Regions from separate parts of the Homo sapiens genome. Here region 2 is linked to region 1. Evidence: read pairs that join two places in POLR2A ChIA-PET (ENCODE). Cell type or tissue: HCT116. All regions are shown on one strand. Links, peaks and the distances in the headings refer to the core of each region. The heading gives the core; the rest is flanking DNA.

Region 1 (15,614 bases), core at 4,551-12,550:
ATTTTTCTGCAGGCTTGCTCGGCAAGCATTTCTGAGACGCTGCAAGGTTATGTTGGAAGGGAAGTAACACAGTTTTTTTCGGTAATTAAATCATGTAAAGTAGCAACTCAACTCTGGGCCTCAAAGCCTGAGATCTCCAACATTCCTGATGCTATTTATGCTACTGCTGCTTTGACGGGTGGAGAGTACATGTTTCTACCAGACACCACTGCATGCGAGGGCTCAAGAGAGAAGGAAAGAGTCCACAGCCACCCTGGGAGGGTGGGGGCTGCTCTGTTCCAAGGACATCGGGGTTCCTGACACCTTCCCCTCCACTAACCCACCCTTCTCTCCACCATCCACCGTAGCAGCTTGAGTGTTCAAAGGTGCCTGGCATACAGTAGCTGCTCAATAAATGGTCTTCAATCTTAATGACAACGAGATGAGTAGGGAGGTTTAGTCAGGGAAGGTGCAGGGTCCCACCTGCCCTGCTCGGGCTTGGAAGTCCCGTTGGTTTTACCATGCTAGACCAGGACCTGCAGCACCCAGCCTGGGACCCAGCCGGTGCTCCGGAAATGCTGGAGAACAAAGATGCAGCCAGGAGAGGCCCCCGAGGGCAGGAAGACTAGAGTCCTAGCCCTGGCTCTAAGCCTCAGTTTCCTCACCTCCAAGTGGGAGAGATCCTTGGTGCTGGCCACGCGGGACTCTCCTTGGATGGGAAGAGCCAAGAGCAGCCTTTCTGAGCCTGGAAGACTGCCCTCGCCCTCTGCTGTCTCCCAGCCTTGCCTCTGCTGGTCTCCAGCCTGGGTCCCATGGGAACTGTTAGGGGTCAAGAGACCAGTTTTGCCAACTCTGCAAGCCCCCGGGAGCCTGAGCTCATTGTATCAATGAGGAATCTGAGGCACAGAGAGGGACAGGAACCGGCTGAAGGGCACACAGCACAGAAGACATCCGGCACTAGAGCACCAGTCCCCGTCTTCATCACCAATTACAGTGAGCAACGGAGGGCCTGCTTGCTCACCTTCCCAGACGGCAGACAAGAGAGACAGAAAGCAAAGCAGGAAGCGCCAGCTGGACCCTCAGCCCTCACGCCTTCTCCTCGAAAGCTAATTAGGGAGTTTACGATCTCATGTGCACAGTCACCGCGTTCTGACAGCTGTGTGCACCTCAGTGTGATCAAGCCCCCATCCCCGTCAACCTTGTTGTTATTGATTTGTAAGCAGCTCAATTGTCTGGGAAAAGACAGCGCGGCCGCTGGCATCTCTGGGGTCCACGGCAACGCTGCGACCCGCGGAGGTCCGGGCCTCCCAGCAGCAATCAGGCCCCTGTGGTGTCTGCTCACAAATGCAAAGTAAATGACACCCCTCATCTGGGGGAATGCGGGGGACGCCACTGTGTTGGCTGGAGCTTGGAAATAATTCTGTGTCTGAACATTTCTCAATGTCTAGACAAGAAGTATTGCCTGCCTGCCTAAAATATTAAAATTTTATACCACACTCTCTGGAGAAAGTCTTTGGTTATAAACACACAGAGCCCATTTGAGTTTTCTGTTTTTTTCTTCTTCTTCTTCAGTGTTTCTGTTTACCACCAATTTTGTGGACTGTACAGCTGGAGAGGCAGTGTGAATTTGAGGACCTGTGCACTCCCTGACCTCACTGGGTTCTAAAATGCTCTGGGTACAAGTCCTGAATTTGTCACTTAGCAGCTCTTGGGGCCCTCAGTCCCTCAGCCTCAGTTTTCACATCTGATAAATGGGTGTGATAATACCCACCTCACAAGGCTCGCTGAAGCAAGTAAACAAAATTGCCACTGTCCTGGGGTGAATTGTGTCTGCCCCAAAATTAATCCACCTGGACCTCAGAAGGTGATGTTACTTGGAGATAGAGTCATTCCAGATGTAATCAAGTGAAGATGAGGTCATAATGAATCAGGACAGGCCCTAATCCAATCTGACTGGTGTCCTTAGAAGAAGAGGAGAAACAGAGGGAAGAAGCCATGTGAGGACAGAGGCTGAGGCTGGGACGAGGTGATTGCAGGCCGGGACATGTGGTGGGCGGCCTGCAGCCAGCAGAGCCTCCAGAGGGAGTACGGCCCTGCAAGCTCCTCGAATTCAGACTTCCAGCCTCCAGAAGTGTGAAGAATCAATGTTTGCTGTGGAGCACACAGCTGTGGGCTTTGGTTCCGGCAGCCTTAGGAAACTAATGCCATTTCAGAAAAAGCACAACAATTTGCTGGGCACTCACAGAGGCAGGTGCCAATCCTCACGACAGCACTTTGAGATGGAGAAGTGGCTGCGAGCCCATTTTACAGATGGGGAAACTGAGCCCCCAACAACCCCAAGCGACTTTCCCGACTTCAGGCTCAGGAAGGCAATGGAACTGGGGGTAGGAGAAAAGCTCGGAGGGGGCTCAGAGGGGCGGACAGACTCCACTGGGTGGGGCTGAAGTGGTGGAACTCTGTCCTGAAGACCTCACAAGCTGCAGAAGGGCACACGGAAGGAGCAACAATGGCATGTGTGCGATTTGGTGGGTCCCTTCTCCCACCAAGGGCTGCTTCTCCCACCGAGGGCTCCTTCTCCCCACGAGGGCTCCTTCTCCCCATGAGGGCCCCTTTTCCCAGCAAGGGCTCCTTCTCCCAGTGAGGTTCCCTTCTCCCAGCGAGGGCTCCTTCTCCCAGTGAGGGTCCCTTCTCCCAGCAAGGGCTCCTTCTCCCCATGAGGGCCCCTTCTCCCCGTGAGGGCTCCTTCTCCCAGTGAGGGCTCCTTCTCCCAGTGAGGGTCCCTTCTCCCAGCGAGGGCTCCTTCTCCCCACGAGGGCTCCTTCTCCCCGTGAGGGCCCCTTTTCCCAGCAAGGGTTCCTTCTCCCAGTGAGGGTCCCTTCTCCCAGCGAGGGCTCCTTCTCCCAGTGAGGGCTCCTTCTCCCCACAAGGGCTCCTTCTCCCCGTGAGGGCCCCTTCTCCCAGCGAGGGCTCCTTCTCCCAGCGAGGGCCCCTTCTCCCAGTGAGGGTCCATTCTCCCACCGAGGGCTCCTTCTCCCACCGAGGGCTCCTTCTACCCGTGAGGGCTCCTTCTCCCCACGAGGGCTCCTTCTCCCAGCGAGGGCCCCTTCTCCCAGTGAGGGTCCATTCTCCCACCGAGGGCTCCTTCTACCCGTGAGGGCTCCTTCTCCCCACGAGGGCTCCTTCTCCCCATGAGGGCCCCTTTTCCCAGCAAGGGCTCCTTCTCCCAGCGAGGGCCCCTTCTCCCAGCGAGGACTCCTTCTCCCAGCGAGGGCTCCTTCTCCCAGTGAGGGTCCATTCTCCCACCGAGGGCTTCTTCCCCCCACGAGGGCTCCTTCTCCCCGTGAGGACCCCTTTTCCCAGCGAGGGCCCCTTCTCCCAGCGAGGGCTCCTTCCTGACAGGCTCCCTCCTCTCTGTAGGCTGGTGGGAGAGGGGAGACACCCTAGCTTCTCCCTCAACAGCTGGGGCCCAGCGCCCTCCTCAGGGACCCCCAACCTGAAGGGAGAAGCTCAGGGCTGGTACCTGCAGGGACCCCTGAAGACCACATGGATAGGTAGAGAGGCAAGCAGGAGGGCACCGCCCAGAAACAGGCCTCCTTAGGAACAGAAGGACAGGCCTCCTTAGGAAGCTCGGGGACACCCAGTCCCCAGCCACCTGCAAAGGACCTCCCAAATTGCCTGCAAAGGCCCTGCCAGTCACAATAGCCCCTGCTGGGCACAGAGCTGCTCCAAGGGACATGCACGCTGGGGAGTGGATTCATCCCAAGACCTACTCTGAACAGGATGTCCCAGCCCTCCTCACCAATAGGAGTCACAGGGGGGCACTGGGGACCTGCAGCCAGAGACCCCGCACATCCAGCTGAATCTTCCAAATCCTCTACAGCCCCACATCCAACCCCACTGACCGCCTGCTTGGAGATTGTGCCATAGTCCTTGGCACTGTTATTTACCTCATATTCTCAGTTCAATCACCACTCCCCTCTCTCTTTAACTTAAATATACCCCTTTCAAGGAGACTCTGTTGACTGGACTTGAAATGCCAGGGGTGTATTTTTTTCCTGTTTCATATTAAAACAAATGATAACAGGCCTGGCTCAGTGGCTCATGCCTGTAATCTCAGCACTTTGGGAGGCCAAAGTGAGTGGACCACTTGAGGTCAGGAGTTTGAGACCAGCCTGGCCTACATGGTGAAACCCTGTCTCTACTAAAAGTACAAAAAATTAGCCGGGTGTGGTGGCATGCACCTGTAATCCCAGCTACTCGGGAGGCTGAGGTAGAAGAATCACTTGAACCTGGGAGGCGGAGGTTGCAGTGAGCCAAGACCAGCCACTGCACTCCAGCCTGAGCGACCTGGTGACAGAGCGAGACTCTAGCTCACAAAAAAAAAAAAAAAAAAAAAAGAGATAGAAAGAAAAAAAAAGATAACAACACAGAAATGATTTGTTCTTTCATCACTTGAAGGCACCCCCATTCACCATCTTTTGGGAGCTGCAGACACACAGCACCCCAAAATGTATTACAGGTGTGGAAACTGAGGCCAGCGAAGCCAAGGGCTTGACCTTCATCACAGAACACCCAGCGGTAGAGCCAGCGTCCCTGGGCTCACCCCAGCCTCCTTCCTGCTTCACCACCTGGTGGCCTTTCCCTTGCCTCCCACAGTGAGTGAGGCCAGGAGCAGCTTGAGCACGGCTGAGCCCCGCGCTCCCTCTACCATCACCACTGCACATAGTAGGTGCTGTGTCAGAGTTTATTAATTCCAATGGCTGAATAGACTGAGAGTTATGCAAGGACAGGGACTGGTCTGTCCTGTTCCCAGCTGTCTCCCAGGGAAGACTGCCTAAAATACTGCCTGGCACACAGTAGGTGCTTTGCCAGTGGTCAATTGCTCAATCCCATCGAGGGTGAGCTGTGTGGGAATGGGGCTGGCCTACTTCTTTTGCTCCTGTCTCCACGGTGCCCAGACACTGCCTGGCACATTGTCATTGCCCTAGAAAGATTCATTGAACAATGCAATGAATGATTGAAGAGGGAAAGTCGTCTAAATGGCCATTTGACATAGTTTGGACTAAAAATCTGCTTGTCTGAATCCATCTGGCCATTAAGCAAAATTCAATCCAACCCACACAGGCAGAGCAACCATAGAGGGGCAGGAATTGCTATAAATAGTTCCCTGTGCTGACATCTCGTCCAGAGGCCAATCGTCAAGCTAAAATTAAGTGGCACTGTTGTCCCAGAGCCTTTTCAGGTCTCCCACAGGGAATTAGCCCCTGGGCAGGACTGGGGCCATCTTGCACCCCCAGGGGTGCCAGCCTTCTCCCCTGAATCAGGTTGAGAATCTTTGGGGCCGAGGGGAACCCTGGGGCTCCCACCGTCTCACCGGCTGAGAAAACCCCAGTGTATACAGGAGGTGAAAATTCATGCTCTGAGGAACTCCCACACCAAAGGCCCCTGTGCCGGGCTGTCCAGGTGACCCACAAAAGTGACATGGATCCAAGGAGCCCACTGCAAGGCCAGCTGCTCCTCAGCTGGGCTGGGGTGGTGGGAGCCGGCCATCCGCCCTCCCTAGGGAGTACACAGCTTAGTCAGTGCAGCCCAGACTGCCATGGCTTCTGGGTTCAGAGCTCCTCATCATTGATCTCCTTCTGGGCTCTTGCAGCATCTGTCCAGACTTCAAAATCCCCATCCTTCTTTGACAGTTGTGGAAACTGAGGCCTAGGATGGTTTAAGAATTCAGTGCCTTCGACGAGCTTTCACCCGATACAGATCTCGCCCTCACTGCCGTCTTACAGGTTAGGTTAGATTCACAGGCGAGAAAACCAGCTGAGAAAGGTTGGGGAAGCTGCCCAGGGTCACACAGCTTGGGTTCAAACCCACAGTTGCCTGGTACCAAAACCCACACTCAGAATAGGGCATCCCTCCCTCTTCCAGCCCAGTGTGATTTTGAACCACACTCGCTTGTCTGGAGTGAGCACCTACTGTGTGCAGGCACAGGGTTTTGTGCCCTCCACAACTCTCATGCCATCTTTCCTGCAGCCATTTAAGGCATCTGTCCCTTCCTGTTATGGGTTGAACTGTGTCCCTCAAACATGTTTACATCTGAACCCCCAGTGCCTCATAAGGAACCCTACGTGGAAATAGGGTGTCTGTCAGGGTTTCCAGGTGAGAGTCGCATTTAAGTTGGTGGGCAGGGTCACACAGATGGCACTCCCCAGGGTGGGTGGGCCTCATCCTGCCCAGCGAGGGTCTGAATGGAACAGAAGGCAGAGAGGAAGGAGGAATCCGCCCTCTCTGCCTGACCACTGGGGCAAGATGTTGTTTTCTGCCCTCAATGCTCCTGGTCCTCTGGCCCTCGGACCGCGGCTGGAATCGACACCATCAGCTCTTCAGCTCTCAGGCCTTCCAACTGCGCCACCAACTTCCCTGGGTCTCCAGCGTGCAGATGGCCGGTTGTGAGACTTCACCTCCATCGTCATGTGAGCCAGACAAGTAAATACACAAATCCCATTCTGTTTCTCTGCAGAACCCTGACTAAGACAGAGGCCCTTGAGCTCAGTTAGTCAGAAGCCGAATGCAATCCCAGCGCTGCTCCTCACTAGCAGGGTCTATGGGGCAGCAGGTGTGAGCCAGGCCCTCCCCTGGCCCCACCTGTACCAGGCCCCAGCCATGTGCAGTTGGCTGTGGCTGGGATCCCGAGTCTGCGGGTCAGCTGGGTGGTTCTTCTCATTGCAGCAGGGCCAGTCCGCAACTACAGCCAGCGGAGTGACAGGTAGCAGGGGTGCACTGCAGTGCCTTTGGATGGGAGGGCCTCTGCCCCCTACTCTCTTCCCTTAACAAGCACTCATTGAGCCATCAGCCTGATACAGCAGGTGCACAATAAGTGCTTGTTAAAGGAAGAGGGGAGGGAGCAGAGACCTGCATCTGTATCAGACACAGACAGGGTTCTTCAGAGAAACAGAACTGACAGGATGTGTACACAAAAGAGATTCATCCGAAAGGGCTGGTTCACATGATTGTGGAGGCTTCATCCTGAGAGCTGCTGTTGGTAAGCCAGAGACCCAGGAGAGCCGAGAGGGTGGTTCCTGTCAAAGGCTGGCAGGCTCACAACCCAGGAAGAGCCACCGTTTCAGTTTGAGTCTCCAGGCAGGCAAAAGCTGGTGACAGTGGGAGGAATTTGCTCTTATTTGGGAAAGGGTCAACATTTTTGCTCCATTCAACTTTCAGGTCATTGGACGAAGCCTACCCACATTAGGGAAGGTAGCCGGCTCTACACGGTCTATTCAAATGTTAGACTTACCCAGAAACGCTCTCACAGAAACATCCAGAACGCTTAACCAAATACCTGGGTATCCTGTGGCCCAGTCAAGTTGACACATAACATTAAGCATCACACTTACTGTGTGCAGAACGTTGGCCTGGGTGGAGGAGGGACGGGATGGGGGTACTGGATCCATGGCTGTGAGACCCTGAGTGCAGGAGGCTCAACAGCCTCATCTGACACTGGCCCCAGCATCCAGCCCAGAGCCTGACACTGGCAGCCTCTCAGTAACTATTTCTTACATGAAATTCTTAAAGATTTAAAAGAATATGCCCCAAAATAGTAACAGTATTTAGGTACTGGAATTATAAGCAACTTATATAAGCAATATATAAGCAATTTATTCTACTTTTGGCTTATATGTACCTCTTGACTTTTTACAAGGAATATATATTACTTGTCTAGCTTAAAATGTAATTTTAAAAAATTTTTTCAAGTAAGGAAAACCTCATGTAAATTGTGAATCTACAGTCTGAAGGCTTGGGAGCCGGGGCCACACTGGAGAGGAATTTGTGAAAATAGCAGCTGCGGACCTGCCCTGCCCTGCCCTGCCCTGCCCTGCCCCTCAGGACCACTTTCACCAGGAACCTGCAAGGACTGCCTCCTCCGGAAGCCCAGAGCTGCACCCACCCCTTCTCTTCTCTGGATCTCAGTTCTCTCCTGCTGAACTGACGGAGCAGAGGTCCTGCCTGGATGCTGCGCCTTCATCTTTCAGGCAGTTCCCATGCCTGGGGCTGTCCAGCGGCCCCTGTGCTGCCCTACAGGAGCACTGTCAGTTTCCTTTGGGTTGGGGGTTTCTCAGGACGTAGCCATGAATCTGAGTAACATAACCCTGCCCACTACCCAGCCCAAACAGGGGCTATAGAGGGGCCTCAGCCCCCAGCACTGTCCCTGGTGGGTGGCGGGCACTTGGCGACTCTGTTGAACCGTGGGCAACTGAGAGGGAACTGACATGTCACCCGTTCTCACCGTCATTTTCACACCAATCCCATGTCATTGCACCCCAGCTCTGGGAGTTGACATTAACATCCCCACTGTCCAGACAAGGAGGCCAAAGCCGACAAGGTTAAAAACTTGCTCAAGCTCCGAATGCTTATAAGGCCAAGGCCAAGACTCAGCCCCAAGTCAAAAAGACTCCAGGCAGAGCTGGGTGGGGTGAATTTCATGAACCACCTTTATATTCCAATGCCATGCTCTTGCTTGCTTCAGAGGGGCAGGTCTGTATTCCTTGAGTAAAACCACTTCTAGGGAGAAAGTAGGAAAAGAAGGAGGGAGAGAGGAAGACACCAGTCATTCCTATTTTCTCAACAGATTGTAACTACAACCTTTCATTCTTGATTAACTCGGTCTTCACAACCCATGAAAAACAACAGAAGTTTTTTTGGTACACCCCAAAACCAACTTTTAAGTTGGTGGGAGGTATGTTGTCAGGCAAATAGGAAATTGCAAAAAAGAATGGACAGTGTGATACTTCATTGTAAAACTAACCATTTCTAGAATACCTAGGACTCGATGGTCTGTATGAAGAACTTCCTGGAAAGCATGTTACAAACTTTTAATGGCAATTAATTTGTGGGAACTAAGGAGGCAGGATGTTTTTGCTTTCTAAATGATACATTCTTTTGTCCCTGAATTTTGTATGATAAGCCCAATAAAAGCAATCAATCAATAAATGAATAAAGTTACAGCCTGGTAGAGGCCCTGCTTGGAAAAACATCCTGTTGTCTGTCTTCCTGCTGTTATAAGCCCAACCAAATCTGAGCTCAGGCAGACACTTCTTCATTGTCCACAGCGGACATCCCTGGCTGCCCACTCTCCATCCCCTTCCCCATCCCCCAGCCTGTCAGGGCCTCAAATTTCCCATGTGCATATATTTCCCAGACAAAATATAGAACATCCAGTTAAATTTGAATTTAAATAAACAACAATTAATTTAAATATATTTAGACTGAGAGCTATCTTTACATATAGCTGAACTGACGGAGCAGAGGACCTGCCTGGGTGCCTGGCAGTTCATTCTCAATATACATAAATGTAAATATTTTTATATTTTTCTTTCTTTTTTTTTTTTTTTTGAGATGGAGTCTCAGTATGTCACCCAGGCTGGAGTGCAGTGGTGCAATCTCCGCTCACTGCAACCTCTGCCTCCCGGGTTCAAGCAATTCTCCTGCCTCAGCCTCCCAAGTAGCTGGGAGTACAGGCACCCGCCACCACACCTGGCTAATTTTTTGTATTTTTAGTAGAAATGGGGTTTCACCATGTTGGCCAGGCTGGTCTCAAACTCCTGACCTCAGGTGATCTGCCCGCCTCGACCTCCCAAAGTGCTGGGATTACAGGCGTGAGCCACCACTCCTGGCCATATTTTTCATTTATAGTTGGGAAATACTAAAAACTCTCATGCTAAAAAGTTCTTCATTATTTATCAAAAATCTGAAGTTTAACCGGGGACCCTGCACTTTTATTTGCTAAACCTGGCCACCCTAGTTGAGTGAGGCCCAAGCACTCTTTGGGGATGCCCTGACCAACCCAGCTATGCAGCCCACCCGTCCTAGACACAGGCACGGCTTCCAGAGTGGACCCACGGCCCTTGTCAGCGGGACTCAGTTCTGGGACCTTGATTTGAGCTCTCTGGGGAGTGACGTTTCTCTTTTCTACCAATTTGAGATCTGGAAGCAGACAGTTGACAAGGGGCATTTGCTGACATCTTGGGGCCAAGAGAGGAGGCGATCGGAGGATGAAATCAACACAATGGAAGCAGAATGGAGAGGTGAGGGGGAGCTTTCTGGCCAGATGGCTGGAGCTGCTAAATCCAGCCTTATCTGAAACCACATACGCTTTTCACTTTCCAGTTACAGCAGGCTCCAACTCCCTTCGTTATTAAAGCCAGTTCAAGCTGAGTTTTCTGTTGCAACCAAGCTGGCCAACCTAGCTCGTGCATGGAGCAGTGAATCCCAGGCTTCCTAATGAAGATGTGTCCCGGGCATACAACCATTGAGTCCCCAGATGCTCAGCAGGCTTCTTCAGCAACAAAGCATCTACTCCAGAGGCCTCTGCGATTTGAGCTTTCTTGTTTGGGCTTGACTGACCTTGGAGGTCTGCACTTGGGAACACATACGGCCCCATTCAACCCAAGAGTTCTACCAAGATGTAGTCTTTGCTATGTCTGCGGTGATTTATCTTCTCGAGGAATTTCCTCACCTGAACATGGTTCAGGGCGTAAACTCCAGGGCAGACAGCATGAGAAACACATTATGGAGCCTGATAAAACATCAGAAGTGAGGAGCAAGAGGAAACATGCCTTATTGGTTCAGACACACAGAGCCAGGAGGCTGCTGGCCAGGGAAGGCATTCTCATTTCTGGAATTCTTTGGGAGCTGAACAATGAAACAGAAATTAGGAGGAACTCAACTGACCCAAATGAAAAGCGGACCAGAGAGGAGCCCTCGCCATGAACTGAAACTGACGTAAATCTAACCAGCGCTGCACCTCCACCTGGGCCATGAATCTAACCAGCACCGAACCTCGACCTGGCTGTTCTTGTCTTTTCTTTTTCTGGTTCCATGTCTTGGCAGGATCCCAGACAAGACTGAGAGGAGCTAGCTTCGGTGCAAGAAGAGAATCAGTCTCCTGCCTGGAGAGGCCACGCACGTTCTTTGGCATGAAAAAGATGTTTATTTCCAGGGTAGGAAGAAACAGTGGCCGCCTGAGTGGAGCTTGATTTTCTGAAGCAGGGGTCTAGGACAGGGCCCTCTGTCTTTTCCACTGCATGCTGGGGCACGCTCCTCTTTCACAAGGGGCCACCAAACCAACTGATGAAGAACATCCATGTTTTCTCATATTCTCCTATTTTAAAAATATAAATGCATCACACGCTTGTCAAATAACCAAAATATGTCAAATAGCCAAAAATAAATAAGTCAAATAACCAAAAAATGCACAAACAGTGGATATAGCCCATCCCACTACCAGTCTCGCACACCCCTATTCATGCCTGTTTTCTGCTCCTACGAACAGACCTGCAGACCTCACAAAGTGTAATCATACGGTAAGCACTACTCAAAACTTGCTGCTTTCCACCAAAAACCCACAGTGGCATCTCTCCAGATCTATTCGTGTGGCTCTAACTTATGATTTTTCGTAGCAACAAATATTCCTCAATACAGGTGGACCAACATGTTCCTTATCAATCACACTTACGTTGTTTCTCGTTTTGTTGTTTTGACCACAGACAACGCTGCAATCGCCATCTGTGTGTGCAGATGTGAGTCCAGATATTTAACAACTGTACTTGGCCCAGGTCTAACCATCAGACGGAGGCTGGCCTTCAACATCTGGGAGGCAGAACCAGCAAGCTGTAAGAGAATCCTAGTCCTCAACGGAGGAACTTGGATTAAGTGCCACGCTTTCATCCTTTTAAGATGGATTTGTACAAATGGGATTGCTGGGTTAATGTAATGGATGTGCACTTTTAATATGAATTCCCAGAAAAAAAAATATATATATATACATCGAATGAGGATACACAAGTCTTACACTGATCTCTGCGTGAAAGAACTTTGGGCTGAGTCAGCTGAATGCCTCAGCACATGTCAGGTGCCTTAGGCTGGGTATACGAATCAAGAAGAAACTTTCTTTGCAAAGACAGATGGCATATTCAATATACAGAAGACAGCAAGGCCTTTGAAGTAAAGAGTCCCACTTAGTAGCCACCCACATGCCACCAACCAGGGGGAGCCCAGGGACTGAGGAGGCCCTCAGACACGCTGTGTGACTCGACTGTACCAGCCCAGGAAGTACACTGAGGACAATCCTAAGTTTGTCATAGTTAAAGGTGCTTATGGTCTTTTGATCCTTTCCGATAAAAGGCTAAAAACTCCAGTACACAGTCATGTGCCACTTAACGCTAGGGATACGTTCTGAGAAATGCATCATTAGGTGATTCTGTTATGCGAACATCATAGAGCGTACTTACCCAAACCTAGATGCTGTGTATATTTTTCTTTATATATGGTCCTGTGCTGCTTAGTAATGTTTTGGTTAACAATGGACTGCATATATGGTGGTGGTCCCATAAGATTACAATGAAGTTGAAAAATTCCTGTCCTAGAGATGATCCCTGAGAAATTGGCTAATGAGGAGTTGTTGAAACTAGAACAAGAATGCACAGCTGAAGAAGAGGCAAAAGAAAGAAGGAAAAGAAGAGGCAGGTGCAGTGGCTTACGCCTGCAATACCAACACTTTGGGAGGCCGAGGTAGGAGGACTGCTTGAGCACAGGAGTTGAGACCAAACTGGACAGCATAGTGAGACCTTGTCTCTACAAAACAAAAAAAATTAAAAGATCACCTGGGCGTGGTGGAAACTGTATCCCTGACTACTCAGGAGGCTAAGGCGGGAGGATCACTTGAGCCTGGGAGGTCAAGGTTGCAGTGAGCCATGATTGCACCACTGTACTCCAGCCTGGGCAACAGAATAAAACACTGTTTCAAAAAAAAAAAAAAAAAAGAGAGAGAGAGAAAGAAAAAGAAGAGGATCCTCAAGAAAATTCACAGTGAAGGGTTTAGCAGCAGCTTTCACAGTCTTCAAAATTTCCTTACAAAATCTGAAAACATAGATCCCAGCGTCAAAAGGTTTTCAGTAATAGGGACGAATATTCATGACACATTACCTGCTTATGAGCAGATTTATGATGAAAAAAAGACATAAACTAAGAAAACCATCATGGACTTATTTCTGGAAAGAGTGTCACCTCCCAAGAAGAGGCTCAGGCAGGTCCTTCAGCAGGTATCCAGAAGAAGGCATTGTTTTCATAGGAGATGACAGCTCAATGGGCGTTATTGCCCCAGAAGACCTTCTAGTGAGACAGACATGGAGGTGGAAGACAGTGGTATTGACAATCCTGACCCTGTGTAAGGCCTAACCTAGTGTTTCTGTGTCTTCATTTTTAACAAAAAAGTTAACAGTAAATAAGTAAATTTTAAAATAGAAAAAAGCTTATGGAATAAGGGTATAAAGAAAGAAAATATTTGTTACAGCTCTATAATGTGTGTTTCAAGCTAAGTGTTATTAAAACGGAGTCAAAAAGTTTATAAAAATTCAAAAGTTTATAACGTAAAAAAGTTACAGTAAGCTAAGGTTAATTTATTATTGAAGAAACAAGAATGTTAAAAGTAAATTTAGGCCGGGCACTGGTGGCTCACACTTGCAATCCCAGCACTTTGGGAGGCCAAGGCAGGTGTATCACCTGAGCTCAGCAGTTCAAGACCAGCCTAGCCAACACAGCAAAACCCTGTCTCTACTAGGAATACAAAAATTAGCTGGGCATGGTGGCACCTGCCTGTAATCCTAGATACTTGGGAGGCTGAGGCAGGAGAATCACTTGAACCCAGGAGGTGGAGGTTGCAGTGAGCCAAGATTGCACCACTGCACTTTAGCCTGGGCAAAAAGAGTGAAACTCTGTCTCAAAAAAAAAAAACAAAAAAAAAGTAAATTTAGTGTAGCCTAAGTGTACGACGTTCATTCATCAAGTCTAGAGCAGTGCACCTTCATGTCCTGGGCCTTCACATTCACTCACCTCAGCCTCACTCACTGACTCACCCAGAGCAACTTCCAGTCTCCAGTCCTGCAAGCTCTGTTCATGGGAAGTGCACTATACAGGTGGACCATATTTTATCTTTTATATCTCTTCTTTTTTTTACTGTACCTTGTCTATATTGAGGTATGCCTAGATAGACAAGTACTCACCCTTGTGTTATAATGACTTATTCAGTACAGTCACGTACTGTACAGGTTCATAGCCTAGGAGCCATAGGCTACACAAAATAGCCTAGGTGTATAGTAGGCTGTACCATCTAGGGCTGCGTCAGTAACTCTATGATATTGCCACAAGGTTGGAATCACCCAAGGACACATTTCTCAGAACAGATCCCTGCCATTAAACAACATGTAACTGTTTTTTTTTTTCCACATGGAAAACCAAATGCCCAAGCACTATTACGAATATCAATCATTTCCCTTACTTGATCTGCAATGCCAGTAGCAAGTGCCATGTACCAGGTTTCTATATCCACTCTGCTATGATCTTACGGAACCACCGTCACATGCAGCTGTCATCAGCTGAAACGTTGTTACGCAGTGCAGGACTGACAGGATTTAAGAGCATACAGTAAACCCAAGAAAGGTGGGAAGCACTATCCTAGACCAGCCCTCTATGATAGAAATACAATGCTAGCCATATTTTAAATTACCTAATAATCGCCTTAAAAAAACAAAATAAGAACTAAGAAACAGGTGAAATTAATTTTAATAATATATGTAATTTAACCCAATATATTCAAAAGATTATCATTTCAACATGTAAGCAAATTATCAACATTTTCATTTCTTTTTTATATTGTCTTCAACATCCATTGTGTATTTTACACTGGCCGTACAGCTCCATTCAGACCCAGCTGTATTTCAGACCCATTTCAGCTCCATTAGGACCCAACTGTAGCCATTTGTGATAAGCGGCTGCCGGACAGGAAAGTGTGGGTTTAGAAGATTTCGGGGGTGGAGACAACCACATTCCTGCTTTCAGGGCACACAGACTAAGCAACTCTGCAGTGTGCATGAACTGCACAGGCTCTGGGCACAAGAAGAAAAAGATGCCATCCCTGCCTCCCAGATGTTCATTGTGTAGTGGGAAGATGGGCAAGTGACCCACCCAGCACCCACTTAAAAATTTCCACAGTGGGATGAAAGTTCTGCACCATCCCAAAATGTCAGTTATTGGAGAGGCTTTTTCCTACAGGGAATAAAAATTAGCCTCGCTGTACTTTTCAGCCACTGAAACTGGTTCTGCCTGTTGGAGGCCACAAGGAATAAACCTACTCCTTCCTCCCCATGGATAGTCCCTCGTATTCATTCAGCATTCATTTGCTCACCCAATTTTAATTGAGCACCTACAATGTGCCAAGCTCTGCACAAGGTGCTGGGGATACTACAGCCATGAACAAAAGAGACACAGTCCCTGCCCCCGCGAGCTCCCAGGTGAATGGGGCAAATATGCAAATAAACATGCAAATAAAGAGGGCTGGGGAGGCTTAAGGAGGGGCACCTAACCTGATCCGGGGGTCTGGAGGCTTGCCAGAGCAAACGCTTGTGATAAGACTAGGGAGAGAACTTTGGGTAGGGGGAGGCCTGTCGTGTTGGAAGGTGGTGGCAGAAGGGTGGGACCAGGCAGAGGGGACAGCAGGTGCTAAGACCCCGGGATGAAAGACGGCCTCTGGAGGACCCGTGAGTTCTTCCAGATGACAACTGTGGAACTGCAGAAGGAAGAGAGTC
Region 2 (15,614 bases), core at 3,683-11,682, 56 kb after region 1:
GGACCCAGAACTCAAGAACACGGTCACGAGTTTGCACTTTGCATGTTCCAAGGCCCCTTTGCCCCCATAACCTCAGCTGGTCCCACGGAGGGAGGAGAGAGACAGATCACACATGGGGAGACTGGAGCTTAAATGGGCAAATGTTAAGCATTTACAAGGTACTTACTGTGTGTCAGGCACAGGGACTCTCCACTCATCCCTTCGTTCCCTCATTTATTCATTCACTCATCTATTTACCAAGCATTCATAAAGCACCAATCACCTGCCAGGGCTGCCCGGGAGGTGCTGAGGAATGCAGTGGGATGTGGTAGACAGAACAGACAAAAGCCCTGCCCCATGGACTTTCCAGTCTCCAAAGGTAAATAAACAAGATGTGATTCCTGCCCTGGAGCTGACAGTCTGGGGAAATGCTACCTGCACAGGTGAAAAATCTCAGCCTCAAACCCTCACCTGAGGTAGGGTGGGGAAAACAAACAGGGACCCCAAGTTTTGTACATGATGTTAGGAAAACCATCTCCCTATATAAAGAATACAATGGTGTACCTGCTTAAACTGCATACAGGTGGACTCCAGGTGAACTGAGTACCTAAATGTTTAAGGAAATCTACATGTTAGCATGGGAACACATGTAGGATGATCTCTTTGGGATTTGAGGGTAGGGGCCATTTATTAAGCAAGTTAAACTCAAGTGAGAGTTTACCCAAGTTGCCTCCAGCCCTTTCTAGCTGAGCAGACACCCCCACCTCTTCATTTCTCTAAACGACAATCAGATCTATGGTTTTTTTTTGCACAAAGACACTCCAGCTTGAGTGCACTCAATAACAAATTCCGTTCTCCTTTATCTGGAGGTGTTCTGGCTGGTGTAGACAGCTCCCCCAGACATACTCCTATCTATTGGGCTCAGGGTGCGGAGGCAATCTGAAAGGGGCCAGCACAGTGTCAGGCACAGAACAACACCCCAATATCCAACTGATAACAAAGCAGCAGAAATGCTAGAAGCAAGATCGACTGATAAAACTCAAAAGCACTGCTCTACACTTTCTAGTATTGAACTAGAAAATAAAACTTTAGGAAAGATATCTTTCTATGAAATTGGGCCCTTATCTCGCAACATAGACAAAAATCAACTCAAAATTGCTAAAATATCTAAATATAAGACTGAAACCATAAAGCTACTAGAAGAAAGCATAGAGGAAAGCTTCACAGCATTGTTCTGGGCAATAATTTCTTGAACAGGACTTCAAAAGCACAGGCAACAAAACCAGAAATAGACAAATGGGATTACAACAAACTAAAAAATTTCTGCAAAGCAAAGGACACAACAGAGTGAAGAGATAATGTGCAGATTAAAAGAAAAATGGCCAAGCCATACATCTGATAAGGGTTTAAATATCTTATTTTGATAAGATATTCAAAATATCTAAGGAACTCAAACAATTCAATAGCAAGAAAACAAATAACTTGATTTTTGTTTTGTTTTGTTTTTTGAAATGGAGTCTCACTCTATTGCCCAGGATGGAGTGCAATGGCATGACCTCGGCTCACCGCAACCTGCGCCTCCTGGGTTCAAGTGATTCTCCTGCCTCAGCCCCCTGAGTACCTGGGATTACAGGCATGTACCACCACACTCAACTCATTTTTGTATTTTTAGTGGAGACGGGGTTTCACCGTGTTGGTCAGAGATAGAATGGCCAACTGATACAGGAAAAAATGCTCAACATGTCATATCATCAGGGAAATGCAAATTAAAACCACAATGAGATACCATCTCACACCTGTTAGAATGGCTAGTGTCAAAAAGACAAATGGGAACAAGTGCTAGTGAGGATGCAAAGAGAACACTTGTACAATGTTGGTGGAAATGTAAATTTGTACAGCCATTTTGTAAAGAAGCATGGAGGTTCCTCAAAAAGCTAAAAATAGAATTACTACATGATCCAGCAATCCCACCTCTGTGTATATATCCAGAAGAATTGAAATAGTATATACACTGAAGAGAAATCTACACTCTCATGTTCATTTCAGCATTATTTGCAATAGCTAAGAAGTGGAAGCAAGCTAAGTGTCCATCAATGCATGAATGGATAAAGAAAATGTGGTATATATATATATATATATATATATATATATATATGCAATGAAATACTCATCAGCCTTTAAAAAGAAGGAAATTGGCCAGGCGCGGTGACTCACGCCTGTAATCCCAGCACTTTGGGAGGCCGAGGCAGGTGGATCACCTGAGGTCAGGAGTTCGAGACCAGCCTGCCCAACATGGTGAAGCCCTGTCTCTAGGAAAAATACAAAAATTAGCCAGCCATGGTGGTGCATGCCTGTAATCCCAGCTACTAGCGGGGCTAAGGCAAGAGGATCACTTGAACCTGGGAGGTGGAGGTAGCAGTGAGCCAAGATTGTGCCACTGCACTCCAGCCTGCTGGGCAACAGAGCAAGACCTGGTCTAAAAAAAAAAAAAAAAAGGAAATTTTGTCATTTGCAACAACATGGATGGAACTGGAGGAATATGCTAAGTGAAATAAGCCAGGCACAGAAAGACAAATACTGTAATGATCTCACTTATATGTGAAATCTAAAAAAAGTGGATCTCAAAGAAACAGAACGATTGGGATTCACAGGGAGGAATGGAAAGTGTTGATTAAAGAGCCCAAAGTTTCAGTTAGACTCAGGGAGTAAGTTTTAGCGATCTATTGCACTGGATGGTGATCAGAGTTAATACCTATGTGCTGTATATTTCAAAATTGATGAAAGGATAGATTTTTAAATGTTCTCGCTACAAAAAAGATAAGTTGGTGAGATGATGAATATATTGATTAGCTTGACTGAATCTTTCTACGGTGTATACATAGATCAAAACATTGCTTTGTACCCCACAAATAGACACAATTATTATTTAATTAAAAATAATCTTAGAAACATTTTTAAAAGGAAGATAACTTTCGCAAGAGCAATCAAAACTAGAACATTCCTGAGAGTTTATTTCACCAAGAGCACAAAAGAGCTCTATGTAGAAAAAAAATTTAATTTGAATAAAAGATGACTTGAATAAACAGATGTATCTTGCTCTGATTCATATGTTGAACCTATAAATTCAGTACAACTTTAATCAAACTGATCAAGTTTGATTTTGATGAAACTAACATTCATTTAGATGGAGGAATAATAATCCATGAAGAAGAGCTAAACCCACTTTGCAAAAGGAGAGTAAAAAGGAGTCTTCCCCAGGGCCAGGACTAGGGTACCCCAAGTGCCTCTTGCCTCATAACACCCACTACAAAGACACAGTCATAAAAACCATGCAGTACTAATACAAGGACAGACACATAGACCAAAGCAGCCCGGCAGAGAAAGTCCCATGTACCGACAGGGACTCAAGATGTGGTGATGCAGGGGCCGGAAATCTATGGGGTCATTTTATAGATGTTGGAATAATGGACTTGAGAGCTAAAGAAAAATAGGCATTGACCTGCCTAATACAACACATAAAGTGGACTCCATAGAAATCAAAGACCTTACTTAAAAGGAAAAACCAAATGTTAGCGTGCAAGAAAATGGGGATAATAGCTTTGTGACCTAGACATTGCGAATGGTTTATGAAACAAAATTTCAAGAGCACAAACCATAAAGCCAAAACCTGATTCATTTAATTACATCAAAACTGAGAATTTCTGCTTCATCAGCTGACAAAAGATACCTTCGACAAAATTAACAGAACAATGATAACTTGAGAAAAGATATTTATAATATCTAAAATCAACAGGGGAGTAATATGTGGATTTTATCAAGAACCTGGCACATAAACAAAAAAAAGAGAGGAACCCCAATGGGAAAATGGATGAAAGATACGAACAGGCAAATTTACAGACAAGGAAACCTAAAGAGCTGATAAACATATGAAAGTTGTTAAATTCATTAGTAGTCAGAGATATGCAAATGAAACAATAACTGACAAGAATTTAAAAGGCAGTTATTGCCAGGGATTGGGAGGGCATGTAAGGATGTAGGAGTTCTTGGGCTCTGCCCAGGGAGTTGTAGGATCTAGTAGATTTTCTGGCATTCTAGCAGCTCTGACTTCTGGGCCTCTATGCCCAATAAACCATACTCACTTCCAGAGGTAGATGTGTCTGAGAATGTGCATCACATATCTGCATGTGGTGTGGGTCCTGGAGACCCCCCGGCCAGCCATCTCTGGGAGATGAACCCCCTAGACTGCTGAGATGCAATGGACCCAATGTACACACAGCAACATGGATGTGCTTTAAGATGTGATGTTGAGTGAGAAAAGAGAAGAAACAATGAGATCTATGTCACATCTGTCGGTCCCATAAAGTAAAATACATGCACAGACAAAACAACAATATGTCTTTTGCAGGAACACCTAACAACAAAAAGAGTCGCATCAAATGTTGAATACTGCTGGAAGGCGCCAGTTAGGAGCATGAACTAACTGGAATAAATACACAGAAGAGAGTAAAATCTGGGGTTAGCGATTGTCATTTCTCCTGTTCAGGGCTGGTCTGGAAGCTACCACTTGTCTGGCTCAGGGGCAGGCTTCGCTGAGGAAGGTCTCGCCTTTGGTGAGGGGGGCCCAGGGGCCTCATTCTTTCCACATCAGCTATGGGGGAGGAAGCTGGCATGATGTCTTCTTCCCGCCCTGGCACAGCCTACCCACCTGCTGACAGCAAGTCTTAAAGCATCACCCCTCTGTCCCAACCCAGGCCCTGGGTGTGCCTGGGTCATGCATGAAATCACTGGGACCAGCAGGGCTTGGGGTGCAGCAGCTCCTGAGCCCCCTCCTCAGACCAGAGTCCTCACCTCCCAGCCTGGCCACCCAGACACCCGTCTCAGGACCCATCACCAGCCCCAGGACTGAGATCTCTTGCTTTTCCTTTGGCATGTCTTTTCTTTTCCTCTCAAGCAAGCAAGAACTGAGTCACGGTGCATCCCAGCTTGTTGCACCATCTTCTACTTCATCCTCATCAGAGCTTGTTCCACAAAGCACCCATTCTGTACTCTAAAACTTTCACACCACAGGCTCAGAGGTTCTTGCTTGACAATACCCTCTTTACTGATTAAAACACTGAGGCTCAGTGGGTAGAGGGACTGTCCTGGGTCATGCAGCTATGAAGAAGGGAGGCTAGACCCCACTAGGCCTGCCTTCTGGGCCTTCACGATCGGCACCTGCAAGGCCAATGGTCCCCAAGACATCTGGAGCAGCCAGGGCACTGGGAACAGGCTCTGCTGTCTCCTGCCAGAGGCTAAGGTGACCTCTAAGGTGACCAACTATCCCAGTTTGCTGGGGATTGAGGGAGCTCCCAGGATGCAGGACATTCACTGTTGATAGTGGGACAGTCGATCCCAACTGGGATGAAACTGGGATGAGTCCGTCACCCTGGTGGCCTCTCGCAAGCCAAGCTCAAGCCTCCTGCCCTCTCTCCGTCTCCCAGCCAACAGGTCAGGGCTAAGGGACAAGGAATCTTCTAGGTCCCCCATCCCACACACCACAACTGACCTTCAGGCCATCCCATCACACCTGACCCCCACCGCAATGAGCTGTGCTTCCTGCGGTACCAGATGCAGGTCCCACACCGCCCTGGGGATTGTGGCTGCTGGAAAATGAGCCTCCCACAGGGCCCCCTTTCCACACTTGATCTTAGCCGAAAGGCTGAGAAGCGACAGGGCGCCCTAGTCCCCCTAACCATGGTGGACAGGGCACTGGGGATCTGAGCACACAGAGGGTGCCCCCCACCCCCAAGATGATGGGGAAGGAAAGCCTCCAGGGGCCCCAGAGGGCTACATCCCTGAGATGATGGGGAAGGAAAGCATCCAGGGGCCTGAAATTCCGGAGAAATTAATCCACTTATCCCGTGACCAATCGGCCCAGTTTGCCTTGGATTGAGGGGGTCCCAGGGTTGTGGGACTTTCAATACTAAAAACCAGGTCTGCCCCAGGCCCTTCTCACCCTTTTAAGCCCCAGCTCCAGGAGCTCCAGGGACTCCAGCAGGACTCACTGATTTGATTCAGGTACAGTTTGAGGAGCAGTGGGGAGCTTCCAGTAAAGAATTCTAGAAAATATATCAGTATCTTTGCAGTTCAGGTTGGCTCACAAGGAATATTTTTGGTTCTGGAAACTTAGGAAAAGATAAAACTTTGAGTTTGGTTCTATCTAGTTCAAGACTCTGACAACCTCACCGCCTCCTTCATAGAGTCAGAAAACTCACAGATCAGCCAGATGGTAACCTCACTCTCGGCAGGGGTTGCAAACTGCAGCCCAAGGGCCACGTGCAGCCCACAGCCCGTTTCTGTGCACTCCATGAGCTAAAACTAGTGTTTACATAGCTAAATGGTTGGGGGGAAAATCTAATGTCATGTGACATTTGAAAATTACATGAAGATTATTTGAAACTCAAACAGCGGAGTCAATAAATGAAGTTTTATGGGAACACGGCCATCCTTCGTTATTTGCATGTTGCCTGTGGCGGCTTCTGTCTGGCCCGCAAAGCCTAGAGTATTTTCCATCTGGGCTTTGACAGGAACATGTTTTCTGACCTCCTGCTCTTGACTTTCACCTTGCCAGCTTCTCTGTTGACATGACAGGGAGGGAAGAAAGCAAATAACATTAACTGAGCATCTACTATATCCCAAGATTTTTCATAAGCTCTGTCTCATTTAATCCTGGAACAGCCCCAGGAACCAGGCACTATTCTTGTTCTCATCTTACAGAACTGTTGTCCAGGCTGATGGTCAGTGGCACAAGCACAGCTCACTGCAGCCTAAAACTCCTGAGCTCAAGTGATCCTCCTGCCTCAGCCTCCTGAATAGCTGGGACTACAAGTGCACGCAACCATGCTCAGCTAAGCTAATTTTGCTTATTTTTGTAGAGATGGCGTCTTGCTATGTTGCCCAAGCTGATCTTGAACTCCTAGGCTCATGTGATCCTCCCAGCTTGGACTCCCAAAGCGCTGGGATTACAGGTGTGAGCCACCGCATCTGGCCCCTTTAAGTTTCTTGCACTGGAAGGAATTAATCTTGCAGACAAGACGCTGTCTGAACCCTGTAGCCTCCGGAAGAGCCACCCAACCCCCAAACTCCCAGCCAAGGAAAAGGTCCTCAGCCTGCTCTTGCCTGGGGTGGATGACTCATTTTTGAATCACAAAAACAAGCAGAGGGTAAGACGTCTGTCTGGGCTGAGCAGCTCTCATTTTGGGGTGGGGAGGGGCTGTGAGCAGGATGATGGCTCTTAGTGACATCAAGGAGCTATCAAGTGACATCAAGCAAGGATCCCAGCCTGGCCGCTTCGTCAGTACCACATCCTCCGGCACCCAGTGAGTGATCGCCCTGTGACAAAGGGCAGCTTCCCTTCTAGTAGCAGACACAGGCAAGATTCCACTCCAGTGCATTTCTCCACCCCGCAGCACCTGGGGCCTCCCCAAGCCTCCGATGCTCAGGGGCTCCCCTGGGCACTGCAGCAGCCTTCACCAGTCCTTCTCTGCCCCTCGCGCGCTCCCATCCGTTCTCCCCAGCATGCAGCTAACCTCCAAATGCTGCCTGGATACTGCTGCTCCCAGCGTAGCTCTACAGCCCACCGTTGTTCCTGGTTTGAGAACAAGTTCATTGCCCTGTTCTGCAAGACCCTGCTCATAGGGTTACCAAATAGAAAACAAGATGCCATTAAATTAGAATTTCAGATAAACAACGAGTTATTATTATCAGTAGTAGTAGTTTTTGTTTTGTTTTGTTTTTTTGAGGAAGGGTCTCACTCTTATGGCCCAGGCTGGAGTGCGGTGGTGCAATCTCGGCTCATTGCAGCCTCTGCCTCCCGGGCTCAAGCAATTCTTGTGCCTCAGCTTCCCGAGTAGCTGGGACTACAGGTGCACACCACCACGCATGGCTAATTTTTGTATTTTTAGTAGAGACAGGGTTTCACCATGTTGGCCAGGCTGGTCTCGAACTCCTGACCTCAGGTGATCCACCAGCTTTGGTCTCCCAAAGTGCTGGGATTACAGGTGTGAGCCACCACGCCCAGCCCAGTAGTAGTAGTATTTTTGAGACAGGGTCTCACTTTGTCACCAAGGCTTGGAGTGCAGCGGTGTGATCACGGGTTACTGCAGCCCGAACTCCTGGGCTCATGTGATCCTCACCTCAGCCTCCTGAGTAGCTAAGACTACAGGCATGTGCCACTCTGCCCAGCTAATTTTTAATTTTTTTTTTTAGAGATGGGGGCTCTTGCTATATTGCTAGGCTGGTCTTGAACTCCTGGGCTCAAGAGATTCTCCAACCTCATCCTCCCAAAGTGCTGGGATTCAAGGTGTGAGCCAGCATGCTGTGCTCAACAATGAATACTTTTCTAGTGTGAGTATGTATAAGTATGTCCCATACAGCACTTGAGACACACTTATACTAAAAAAGTATTTGACTTTTTCCTGAAATTCAAGTTTAACTGGGCATCCTGTATTTACATTTACTGAGTCTAGCAACCCTACCGCCCGCTCCCTAACTTCCTATCCTCCCCACATGCCCTCCTCCGAGCTCCAGCCCTCCAAGGCCTTCCTGCAGTTCTGGAACTTACCATGTCCCTTACCCCAACAGGGCCTGTGCACAGGCTCTTGCTGCTTCCTCTTGTCCTTTCCCTCCCACCCGGCCAGGCAAATTCTACTCAGCCATCAGACCTCAGCGTGACCCACTAGCCTCCACGACCCAATCAATGCCTATCTCGGACACTCACAGGACACCCCCGCCCATTCCACTGATCACAGTTGTGGTTTTACACCCAGGCACGTGCCCAGCGCTGTGAGCAGAAGTCCATGCTACAAGGGCGGGCTGTGTCTGCCTTGTTTGCTGCTGTGTCCAGCACCCAGGGCAGGGACCACCACACTGTAGACTCCCAGGAAGCAAATGTCCCATAAACAAATGAGCCAGCTCCCGGCCCAGGACTGCAGAGCCCAGTGGAAGCCCTGCCCAGCTCCAGAACCAGATTCCATAGGCTCCGAGACCTTGCGACACCCCCACGAAGCATTCCAGGTCCCTTTTTTTTTTTTTTTTGAGACAGAGTCTTGCTCTGTCACCCAGGCTGGAGTGCAGTGGCACGATTTCAGCTCACTGCAACCTCCGCCTCCCGGGTTCAAGCAATTCTCCTGCCTCAGCCTCCCGAATACCTGGGACTACAGACATCCACCACCACGCCCAGCTAATTTTTTTTTTTTTTTTGTATTTTTAGTAGAGATGGGGTTTCACCATGTTGGCCAGGCTTGTCTCAAACTTGTGCCTCAGCCTACCAAGGCGCTGGCATTACAAGTGTGAGCCACCATGCCCGGCCTCCAGATCCCTTCTTGTTTGCTGTGGGCAATAGCTTAGGAGCAGAGCCTATGTAGCAAAGCCGGTTTGGGGAAATAAAGTTTGCAAATCCTGAATAACAACCCATGGCTCTGTATCACTGTTTACAGTTTTATTTTTCGGACAGGAAAGAAACTTAGAGTTAACCATTTGGATGAACTGATAAGGCTTGGAAAATCTGTCCAGCAGTTAGTTTTGGGGGTGTCCTTCCATGAGCAGCAGAGAGATGCTTGGAAAATAACAAGGAGACCAAGCTTGGATCCAGCACCTTACAAATACGTGCATTTGCTCATCGATGCAGACACTATCCTCTGATGTAGAGACCTACGGATGGGGAAACTGAGGCTGACACAAGCTCAGCTGCCCAAGGTCATGCAGCGAGTAAGTAATGAAACCAGGCTGGAACCCAGTGCTAGAAAAGTTGTCGTCTTTTCCACTCTGTCTTTCTGAGAACCAATTCAGAAACAAAAGAACACTCCAAGTACCCCCGGATCCAAACACCTGAAAGCCTGGAGAGTGGAGAGAGCAGGGGAGGAGGCCACTGCTCAAAGCAAGGGCTTTTCTTTGTGGCTTTTGGCCTGAGGCTAAGGGTGGCTGACAAAGTGCAGGCACCAGGCCACAGGGACTCCAGGGGGATTCCGGCCACATAATCGGAAACCTCAGCTTAGGGAAGATAAAGATGTGAACTGAGACAGGAAATGTCGTCCTAGCAACAGGATTTGAAGTTCAAATTCCACCAAGCTAACTGCCTGCTAAAACACAAGAAACAGCACTCATCAGAGAAAAAGCCCAGAATGGTCACAATTTAGCATTCCTTCTGTCCAGGTGTATTCATCTGCTATTGCTGATGTAATGAATTTCCACAAACCTCACGGCTTAAAAACACACATTGATCATCTCACACTAATGTAGGTCTGAAGGGCTGTGTTTCTTCTGGAGGATCTAGGGGAATCCATTTCCTTTCCTTTCCTAGCATCTAGAGGCTGCCTGCATTTCTTGGTTTGTGGTTCCTTCCTCACAGTGCTTTTACCTCTCCTTCCATTGTCACATCTCCTTCTCTGCCTCTGACCCTACTGTTTCCTTATTATAGCGGACCCTGTGACTATAATGGGCCCACCAGGATCATTCAGGGTAATCTCCAAATCCCAATCACATACAGAAAGTCTGTGTTGCTATGGAAGATCACATATTCACAGGTGCTGTAGATTAGGATGTGGACATCTGCATTAGTCTGCTCTCACACAGCTATAAAAAACTGCCCTTGCCGGGCGTGGTGGCTCATGCCTGTAATCCCAGCACTTTGGGGAGCTGCAGTGGGCGGATTATCTGAGGTTGGGAGTTTGAGACCAGCCTGACCAAAATAGAGAAACCCCATCTCTACTAAAAATACAAAATTAGCTGGGCGTGGTGGCGGGTGCCTGTAATCCCAGATACTCAAGAGGCTGAGGCAGGAGGATCGCTTGAACCCAGGAGGCAGAGGTTGCAGTGAACCGAGATCACGCCACTGCAGTCCAGCCTGGGCAACAAGAGCAAAACTCCATCTCAAAAACAAACAAACAAACAAACAAACAAACAAAGACTGCCCAAGACTGGGTAATTTTTAAAGGAGAGATTTAATTGACTCACAGTTCCACATTGCTGGGGAAGCCTCAGGAAACTTAGAATCATTACAGAAGCCAAAGGAGAAGCAGGCACCTTCTTCACAGGGCAGCAGGATGGAGTGAGAGTGAGCAGGGGAAATGCCAGATGCTTATAAAACCATCAGATCTCATGAGAACTCACTCACTCTCATGAGAATAGCATGGGGGAAACTGCCCCCATGATTCAACCACCTCCCACTGGGTCCCTCCCTTGACACAAGGGGATTATGGGGATTACAATGCAAGGTGAGATTTGGGTGAGGACACAGCCAAACCATATCAACATCTTTGCAGGGGGGAATCTGCGGGAGATATTATTCTTTTCACCACACCAGAATATAATCCAAAAATTACTTGACATTAAAAAAAATGAAATGAAAAAAATTCTCAAGAGAAAGTAAAGTCGACTGAGACAAACCCCAATATAAACTAGATATGTTAAAACTGGAATACCAAGATTTTTATACCAACTATTAAAACTTCTAATAAAGTTTAAATATATGTATGTGTGTGTGTATATATATGTATATTTAATGAAAACATAGGAAATCTCTACAGAGAATTAGAAACAAAAAAAGGACCTGATAGAATTCTAGAACTGAAAAATGTAATATCTGAGATGAGAAATTCACTGGGTGGACCTTTAAGAGCCAAATGGAGAAGGAAGGCTGAAGAAAGACTAAATGAACTTGAAGCAGATTAATAGAAATTATTCCATGCAAAACACAAGGACAATAGTGATTTAAGAAAAAAATGAACAGAGCCTCAGGAATGCATTTAAATAGGCAAGTGTCTGACACACATGTAAATGGAGTCTTAGAGCAGAGGAGAGAAAGAATGGGACAGAATAATATTTGGAGAAATAATGGCCAAAATTTTTCCAAATTTGGTGAAAGAGAGAAATGTACCGATGCAAGAAGCTCAATTAACACCAAGCAAAATAAACACAAAGAATCCCAGACCAAGATACATCCTAGTCACACTGTTGAAGCCAAATTAAACAATGCAACTTGAAAGCCACAAGAGAAAAATAACACATTGCATATAGGAAAACAACCATTCCATTAATGGCTGACTTTGTATCAGAAATTATGGAGGCCAGAAGGTGTGGAAAAACATCTTTAAAGTGATGAAAGAAAAAAAAACAAAACTGTCAACCAAGAATTATACATCCAGGGAAAATATCCTTCAAGAATGAAGGCAAAACAAATATATCTTAGATAAAAGAAAGCTGTGGGCTTTGTTGCCAGCAGATCTGCACTACAAGAAATGCTAAAGGAAGTTCTTCAGCCTGAAGGGAAATGACACCAGATGGAAACTCAGATCCTCAGAAAATAGGATCTGGGTGCCTGCAAAAGACAATTATCTTCTTTTTTCTTTATTCCTCTTAATTTCTTTAAAAACCATAGAACCATTTAAAGAAAAAAACTATAACCTTGCCTTGTGGGGTTTATAATATGTGTGTGTGTGTGTGTGTATACACACACAAATATATATATGTGTGTGTATACACACACAAATATATATATGTGTGTGTACATGTTACATACAACAACTAAGATAAAGGATGCAGAAATATGAACTGACACAATTGCAAGGTTTCCACATTTTAAGTGAAGTTGTACAACATTAACTGTAAGTAAAACATTAAAAGTTAAGGACATCTATTCTAATCTCTATAGCAACCATTTTAAAAATGCAGACAAGTTTAGCTAAAAAATCAATAGGAAAATTTAAATGGAACTCTTTATTATTATTTTTTTTAGAAGAGTCTCACACTGTTTTCCAGGCTGGGGTGCAGTGGCATGATTACGACTCACTGCAGCCTCGACTTTCAGGGCTCAGGCAATCCTCCCACCTCAGCTTCCCAAGTAGCTGTGACTACAGGTGTGTGCCACCAAATCTGGCTAATTTTTTTAAAAAAATTTTAGTAGAAATATAGTTTTATCATGTTGTCCAGGCTGGTCTCAAACTCCTAGGCTCAAGCGATCTTCTCACCTCAGCCTCCCAAAGTTTCTGGAATTACAAGTGTAAGCCTGGCCTTAAAACGGAATTCTAAAAAATATTCAGATATTCTGTTTGTGTTTTGGAACAGAACAGAAAAATAATTAAATGGTGGACCCAAATCCAATCATATCAGTAATTACATTAAACATTAATGAAGTAAACACTGAAATTAAAAGATAGAGTCCATACAAAATTATAGGAAAAAAGAATGACCAAACTATATGCTGTCCTCAAGAGAAACAATAAACCATCGATAGACTGAAAGTAAATGGATAGGAAAAACAACATGCAAACAGTAAACATAAGAATGTGGCTATATTAACATTAGATAAACTTCAAGACAAAAAGTATTACCAGAGATAAAGATGGACACTTCTTTATGTTCATAAAGATGGACAGAAGAAATATACTTTTCTACATTTTTTTATATGGTTGCTATAGAGATTAGAATAGATGTCCTTAACTTTTAATGTTTTACTTACAGTTAATATTGTACAAATTCATGTAAAATGATAGAAGGGCCAATTAATCAGAAAGACATAACAATCATAAATGTATGTGTACCTAATAACAGTGCCTCAAATTACATGAAGCAAAAAGTACCAAAATCAAAGGGAGAAATAAATAATACTACAATCATAGATGGAGATTATTAATACTCCTCTCTGGGCATTGATAGAACAACAAGGCCAAAAAAAAATTATTGAACACATAAAAAGTGTGAGCATCACTAAAAATCGTCTTCACTTAATTGATATTTGTAGAACACTATACCCAACAATGGCAGAAGACATTCTTTTTAAATGTCTTTTTAAAGGCACATTTTTTTATTTTTATTTTTTTTTGAGACAGAGTCTCGCACTGTCTCCCAGGCTGGAGTGCAGTGGCGTGATCTCGGCTCACTGCAAACTCTGCCTCCCAAGTTCATGTCATTCTCCTGCCTCAGCCTCCCAAGTAGCTGGGACTATAGGCACCCGACACCACGCCTGGCTAATTTTTTGTATTTTTAGTAGAGGTGGGTTTTCACCGTGTTAGCCAGGATGGTCTGGATTTCCCAACCTCGTGATCCGCCCAGCTTGGCCTCCCAAAGTGCTGGGATTACAGGCCTGAGCCACCGTGCCCGGCCTTTAAAGGCACATTTTTAATGGTATATTTACAATTACAAATCATATGCTGAGCTATAAAACAAGTCTCAATACATTTTAAAAGACTGAAATCATAGATAGTATGTTCCCTGACAAAAAACAAAAGGAATTAAATTAGAAATCAATAACAAGATGATTTTAAAATCCCCCATAATTGTAAAATTAACAGCAGGCAATGAAGAAACTTCAGAGGAAATTAGTAATTATTTTCAACTGAATGAACATTAAATATAACATATCAAAATTTGTCCAATGTAGCTAAAGCAATGATTGAAGGGAAATTAATAACTTTAAATAATAATTATTATTATTTTCTTTTTTCCTAACTGCTAGAACCTGTGAAAACTTTAATTACATAAAAAAAGACGAAAAACCTAAATCATTTATATGAGCTAAGAAATTAGAAAAAGAAGAGCAGATTAAAGCCAAAGTAAGTATGAGGGGGGAAGTTATGAAGATAAGGGCAGAAATCAATGGAATAGAAAAATGAAAAATAATAGAGAAAATCAATAAATCAAAAGCTAGTGCTGTAGAAAGAGTAATAAAATTGATAAGCCTGATCTAGTAAAAAGGAAAGCAGGGACATCATTACATATCCCACAAACTTTAAATGGATTATAAGCAAGTACTGTGAACAATTTTATGCCCTTTTATTCAACAATATAGATGTAATGGACAAATTCCTTTTAAAATATAACTTGCCAAAACTGACACCAGAGGAAACAGAAAATCTGAATAGCCTACATCTTTTAAATAAATGGAATGCGTCCACGAAAGTTTCCCACAAAGAAAACGCCAGGCCAGGGTGTAGCCTACCATAGGAATGTTAGTGAGGGATCCTGGCTGGAGCTGGTTTTCTTGCCAGTTGACTCCAGGATCTGAAGGTTTCAGGAGAAGTATGGCAGACAAAAATGAAACTGTCCTAAGTGCAGTTTTCCACTCAACACAGAGCAGCACTCATAAGTATGGCCCTTGCAAATAAAGAGCCAATAACTGCTTTCATTTCTTGTGCCCTTACTGTGTGCCAGGCCCATTGCAGAGCTTTCCCTCCCCACAACAAACCTGGAACATAGGTACTGTTATTTTTACTCCCATTTTGTAGTGGAGAAAACTGGTCTCAAAGTGGTTAATTGATGTGGCCAAGGTCACACAATGAAGCCCAAATTGTTTGACACCACAGCCTTAATTCTTGGCCTCCCCATTATCTAGTAATGGACTGCCTGGGCATACTACTCAGTGAAAAGAGAATTGTTGACTCCCTGATATGGTTTGGCTGTGTCCCCACCCAAATCTCATCTTGAATTGTAGCTCCCATAATTCCCACATCTTGCAGGAGGGACCTGGTGGGAGATGACTGAATCATGAGGACGGTTTTCCCCATACTGTTCTTGTGGTAGTGAATACGTCTCATGAGATCTGATTTATAAGGGGTTTCCACTTTCGCTTGGCTCACATTTCTCTCTTTGCCAGCCACCAT

What was found. ChIA-PET counts read pairs that join two places held together with the same protein. Peaks named below come from ENCODE experiments on the same cell type or tissue, not always from the same donor. Only the 100,000 strongest peaks of a DNase experiment are listed, where the experiment ranks them.
Region 2: POLR2A ChIA-PET joins it to region 1 with 6 read pairs; 4 of 35 experiments call an interaction of 5 or more read pairs at or near these places.

The regions. Positions count from the first base shown.
Region 1 is chr20:57,821,353-57,836,966 of GRCh38, reverse strand. No RefSeq gene overlaps it. Among named protein-coding and RNA genes, the nearest start is that of NKILA, 120 kb to the right of the region's middle. RefSeq lists enhancers at 449-1,109, 1,110-1,771. In HCT116, for the core only: no CTCF peak of the experiment used is centred there; no DNase peak of the experiment used is centred there; H3K27me3 peaks cover 2,287 bases.
Region 2 is chr20:57,764,290-57,779,903 of GRCh38, reverse strand. No RefSeq gene overlaps it. Among named protein-coding and RNA genes, the nearest start is that of NKILA, 62 kb to the right of the region's middle. RefSeq lists enhancers at 6,868-7,509, 7,510-8,153. In HCT116, for the core only: no CTCF peak of the experiment used is centred there; a DNase peak (open chromatin) is centred at 7,181; H3K27me3 peaks cover 5,042 bases.